Regions from separate parts of the Homo sapiens genome. Here region 1 is linked to region 2. A link is a loop called in an ENCODE intact Hi-C map of the cell type or tissue named here. Cell type or tissue: dorsolateral prefrontal cortex. All regions are shown on one strand. Each heading gives the region's core, and the rest is flanking DNA. Links, peaks and the distances in the headings are about the cores only. Region 1 overlaps DCLK1 (doublecortin like kinase 1). Region 2 overlaps DCLK1 (doublecortin like kinase 1).

Region 1 (2,919 bases), core at 286-2,785, 61 kb after region 2:
AGTTTCACCATGTTGGCCAGGCTGGTCTCAAACTCCTGACCTCAGATGATCTGCCTGTCTCAACCTCCCAAAGTGCTGGGATTACAGGCATGAGCCACCATGCCCGGCCACCCTGATGTGATCTTTACACATTATATGAATTTATCTAATTATCACATGTATGTGATAATGTATCAATTAAAAAAAGAAAATTTAAAAAATAGAAAGAAAATCTAATCCCCTACTGTAAAAAAAGAACTTCCAAGGTTCCATGGGTATGGCTTATAATGTGTCAGAGACACATTAAGACTTTTAAGATACAGCTCACTGCAGCCTGAGTGGTAATAAAAGGAAGACTTTGTGAACAAAGAAAGCCTCTTGGAGGCGGTGACTGTGACATTTATTTTTCCTAGATATGTCCAGTAATTTATTGAATCCAAGAGAATAATGGAGAAGCAAGAGACCATCAACCTCATCTTTGGTAGCTTTCTCATTTTATGAACAAGGAAGCTGGGTCCCATAAAAGCTCAGTGACTTGTTACCTTGCTTGCTAAGCTGGTAACAGTTCCCAAAGATGGGTGTGAATGAAGAGGCAGGACAGGTCACTGTCCCCACCATGGGTCCATCCCTGCCCCTGAGGTTTGTTTTAAGGCCCGGAGATGGTTCGGTCTTCCAGAGTGCTTCCTGGTTACAGGAATGAGAGCCTCCCAGGGGCAGGGCAGAGAATCCTGGAGAACCAAATACAGTAACAAGAGCCTAGAGCTTAGCTTTGGTCAGGAAAGAGAAGTGAGAGATGGAATACTGAGGTACCTATGGGGCAGAACTTTAAGTCAAGATCCCAAAGGAGCAATGATATTCTTTGGCACATACCTGTTTTTGTTTTAATCAAATGCATAATCTCAGAGGCTTTTCCAGTACATGTTCCTAAGCAACTTATGCACAACTGATCTTTTAGAAGCAACATATTTGGTGATGCTATTCAGGTAGGTGGGTAGGTAGCTGGCATGTCTTCCATAAATGCCAGCATGATAATGAAAATGCTTAATATCTATTTAATTTTACTAAGCGCTATGACAAGCACAGCAAAGTTACCTCCTTTAATACTACAACAATTAGTGTTCATGCGTTAGACACTATTTTTCTTTTTCATTTTGCAGATAAGGAAACTGAGGTGTAAAGTTAAGAATGTGTTCAAATATCTAGGAGGTAGCAGATTCAAGACTTGAATGAAGTTTCTCTAATTCCACAGCCAAGGATCTTGAGCACTCATTTTAGAATGTAATCCCCTGTGTGTAAAATTTATGTCTAACATTTCATGATTCACAGCACCATGTCCTATGACTAAAGAAAGTATTTCACATGACTTAGTAGTCATTCGTCAGGCGCCTACCAATGAAGAATCCTATCAAATGTCCAGCTGGCATTTTGATCTGTCACTGTTGTAGAAGATGCAGTTTTCAAATTTAAAAGCAACTTAGAAAAGATATAAATATCTCATTTCAGGTAAGGAATGAGTAGGAAATGGATTCAGGAGCACAGAGAATCTCAACAACTGATAAGGCTTTAAAAGAAAACTCCAGAAATAACTCTTGGCCACCATGTATTTCTGAAGTGTGAAACTGCAACCCATTGCCAGATCCTCTGAACAAAATCTGTGAAAAATCAAAGGACATAATCTGGTAGGATTTCTTCTGCCATTGGAGCTATACTGAGCTGCAGGCAATTCTGGCTGAAATGTTTCACTCTTCCAAAAGGTAGCAGCTGGCCTCTGGTATAAAAAGCAAATTGGTGAATAAAATTCACACTCTTCAAAATGTGCGAACATCGGTGATTTTTTTTCAGCACCACTTTCTTCTAAAGCTAAACCAGAGAGGCAAACACTGACTTTTAAAAATTCCCTTTTTATTTAAATTTCTGTCAATTTTCTTGGTAAAATGTTTTGTTGAAAGTATTGCATAGACAGGGTTACTGTGCACACATGTACACACACACACACATACAAATACACTGCCCTTCTATCTTCCAAAACTAAGCGACAAGGTAAAAAAAAAAATCTTTGATCCAGCTAAACAAAGACCTAATTTAATCATGAAATTCTGAAAGTATGACTAAGAGACATAAATATGTTGCTGTATTTTTATGAATTTATTAGCAAAACACTTTTGAACGCAGTGTCTAATAAAGTATATTTTCCCTAAATTTAAAATGAAGATGGCCTTACTAAGTAGCAGATATTTATATAATACAGACAACTTTTCTTTTTAAATTTAAACTTAATTTTTTTTTTTTTTTAGATACAAGGTCTGGCTCTGTCACCCAGGTGGGAGTGCAGTGGCATGATCATAGCTCACTGCAACCTCAAACTCCTGAGTTCAAGTGACCTCCACATTAAAGGCATAAAAGTGAGACCTTAAACTGTAAAATTATTAGAAGAAAACATAGGAGAAATGCTTCTTGACATTGGTCTGGGCAATAAATGAACCAATATTAATGCATGGATTATTAACTGAAGTCCATATTTCATTCATATTTTCTTAGTTTTCACTTAAGTACTTTTTTCTGTTACAGGATCTCCTTTATGACACCACATTACATTTAGTCGTTGTTTTCTTAGGGTCCTTTTGGCTATTACAGTTTCTTAGGCTTTCTTTGTTTTTGATGACCTTGACAGTTTGAGGGATACTACTCAGAGATTTGCAGGGTATTCCTCCATAGGAATACCCTGCAAATCTCTGAGTAGTATCCCTCAAACTGTCAAGGTTTTCCTCATGGTAAAACTGAGATTATAGGATTTGGGGAGGAAGACTACAGGGGTAAAGCGGCATCCTTATAACACTAAGTGCATACTGTCAAGAGTTCATTCTATCAGCATGACTTATCACTATTGATGTTGACTCTATTCACCTGGCTGAGTAGTGTTGACAGGTTTTTCAACTGTGA
Region 2 (2,919 bases), core at 228-2,727:
CAAATATATAAGTTACTTCATGCATATCAGGAAGCTGAATACAGAACTATGAGCCTCATAAATGCCAGCTGATTATGTTCCCAACTCAGAGTGTCTGGGCAGATTGGGCAAGTTTTCCCCCTGAGCAATCTGCTGTCTGCATTTCTGCGCTCCTTCCTTGGGGTGGGCAGGAGGGAAGGGTATGTCAGCCACTCCCAGCTCACCCCAAATAAGTGGCCTGAGGGCAAGCAAAGGATTGGTGAGTCCAAGGACTCTTTCTGAGGAGGTATATTTTGGTGAATGACTATCACGAAGCCCTTTTGACTTAAGCACATGGTTCTCCATTGCCCCAATATTAGGTATTTGCTAATTAAAGTACAGAAATGCACACATTTAATACTGGTCATCAGGTGTATTCTGATGGGTCTAATGGGCTATTTTTTTTTTAATTCCACACAATACCTTGAATAATGAATGAGGAAATTACCTACAAGACCAGATCACAGCCAGAGATGAATGTTGGCAGTGACATGAAGAAGGCTGAGAACAAATGATTAGGTTTAGAAAATCCCAGCTCATCAACTCTGGTCTGCTCTTCAGTACCTAAGAATGGTGTCATACACCCAAGAACAGCTCCATGTTCAAGCACTAACTCCAGGCCCAGATGTTGTCTCGGTGGCATAGCAAATAATGGAAAGTTGCTCATTTCTTTCCCCATGAAGAAAGTCAAGGTTCGGAAGCCATCATAAGTTAATAGGACTAACGTTCTCTACACAGTGGGCACAATTACATTGTCAACAAGAGCTCTGTGAGTATTCAAATGTCAGCTTTCTTTACAGACTGGGTAGATAATAAGCAGAATGTCATTGTCCCTGAAAGAAATATTAAGGAAGTATTACTAACGATCCATTACAAATTGGTGTCAATTTCAAATATGTCACTGTGTTGACAGGATATAAATAATACATGAAGAAAACACTTGCACATTAAGAATCGATTTTCTGCTTTGTGCAATTTAGAGTTCCAGTTTTTTTTTTCTTTTCTTTTCTTTTTTTTTTTTTTTTTTTTTTTGACGGAGTCTCACTCTGTCACCCAGCTGGAGTGCAGTAGTACGATCTCGGCTCATTGCAACCTCTGCCTCTTGGGTTTAAGCTATTCTCCTGCCTCAGCCTCCCAAGTAGCTGGAATTACAGGCACGCGACATCACGCCCGGCTAATTTTTGTATTTTTAGTAGAGATGGAGTTTCACCATGTTGCCCAGGCTGGTCTCAAATTCCTGGGCTCAAGTGATCCACCCACCTTGGCCTCCCAAAGTGCTGGGATTACCGGCGTGAGCCACCGTGCCCGGTCTAGAATTCCAGTTTTTCATTCAATAAGTCTACAATGTAGTACTCTTATAATATTCTTTCCATTCTCACTCAATACTAGATTACAATTAAGAGAGGAAAACTCAGAAATCATACACAGCAGAATAATTTGCTATTTTACCAATGAAATAGAATTTGAACACTCTCAAACAACCAACATGTAATATCACAATTCGCCACTTGGTGTCACTAGACCTCCAGGAAACTCAAATTTACACTTACCCTGACAAGAGATTACGTTAGATTTCCACACCTTTTTTTCTGTAAGGCCCCATTTCACACAAAGATATTACAAAATGACAACGGCATGAATTATCGGAATGATGGAACTATCTTCTAAAAGGGTAGTAAACTCAGGTTAACTCCCAAACAGAATACACACCTATTACCTTACTAGTAAGAGTAATAACCACCAATTATTGAGCACCAGCCACAGTGCTAAGTGCTCTACCTATATTGTCTTATCTAATCCTGAAAACACGATCTTCCTTTAATGGTAGTTGTCTTTATTTTTAAAATGAGAAACCTGAGCTCTGCAGAGGTTAATAACTTGCCAAGCTGTTCCCAGTACCCAATCTCACATACAGATCTCTGCTAAGCCATGAGGCCACAAAACAGAAGCTATGTTTTTGGTCTGGAGAAATATTCTCCACCTGGAAGACAACCCTTACCCACAAAAAGGCAGTAGCCCAAGGGCTGTCAACGAAGTGCCAAGCGACTTTCCAATGACTATTAAAAGTAAAAGAATACAGCCCGGGATTCAGAAGACCCGGCCGGGGAAGGACTAATCAATGAGGTTTCATGGAAGACAAGGGATGTCAGCTGATCTCTGCATGGGGTTCAGAACTGAGACAGCCAGAAAGAGGACATGTGAATGGGGTGAGGCGCAGAAAGCTTCTAAACAGCCACTGCCATTGCTTGGCAAATGCATGACAGCCAATCCATAAACAATATTGTCCCAGAGCTATCCTTTCCCGTCAGATCCCAAAGGCCCACTCGTTTCTCACTGCTTTCCACTCCCAGTGCCAAAGTACTGACTCATAGCATTTTTGGCTAAAAGGGAAGGAACTGAATTTTCTTTTTTACTTTTAAAAAGATGCTGAGCTGGCTCCTCAGTCAAGTGCTGATGATTCACTGCGAACAAATCCCAGTGGCGAAAGGCCAATCACGGTCATTTACCTTATTCAAATCTTAACAGCTGGAGAGCAGTGAGTTTTTGCAATGTGGTACCCTGCAATAAGGGCTGAAAATGACCTTTGTCTCCGCAAAGGCAACCACATGCAGGCGGCCTGGTTCCTCTTCAACTGGACATGAAGGATTCTCTGAGCAGCTCTGGCACTAAGTCAGCTGGACCTGAGCACACTGGCTCTTCTGTGATTCTGGGAAAAACATATTACAACTCAAAGTGTGCTGTTGAAAATATAACAAAATCCCATCTACTTGGGACCAATAGGAGATACACTTTTATTTTTTGTTTCCATAGTAAAATACACATAACATAAAGATCTCCTGCCTTAAACCATTTTTGAGTGTACAGTTTAGCAGTGCTACGAACATTCACATTGTTGTCCAA

The links. A loop is a pair of places that touch in the nucleus more often than their neighbours do. Peaks named below come from ENCODE experiments on the same cell type or tissue, not always from the same donor. Only the 100,000 strongest peaks of a DNase experiment are listed, where the experiment ranks them.
Region 1: a loop joins it to region 2, with 9 times the contacts of the local background. A loop is called at or near these places in 2 of 110 quality-filtered maps.

What each region holds. Positions count from the first base shown.
Region 1 is chr13:36,037,675-36,040,593 of GRCh38, forward strand. All of the region lies in intron 3 of DCLK1 (doublecortin like kinase 1), which reads right to left. Among named protein-coding and RNA genes, the nearest start is that of DCLK1, 92 kb to the right of the region's middle. In dorsolateral prefrontal cortex, for the core only: no CTCF peak of the experiment used is centred there; no DNase peak of the experiment used is centred there; H3K27ac peaks cover 2,342 bases.
Region 2 is chr13:35,977,177-35,980,095 of GRCh38, forward strand. All of the region lies in intron 3 of DCLK1 (doublecortin like kinase 1), which reads right to left. Among named protein-coding and RNA genes, the nearest start is that of DCLK1, 150 kb to the right of the region's middle. In dorsolateral prefrontal cortex, for the core only: CTCF peaks have their summits at 1,526 (motif pointing right) and 1,732; a DNase peak (open chromatin) is centred at 2,615; H3K4me3 peaks cover 760 bases; H3K27ac peaks cover 1,176 bases.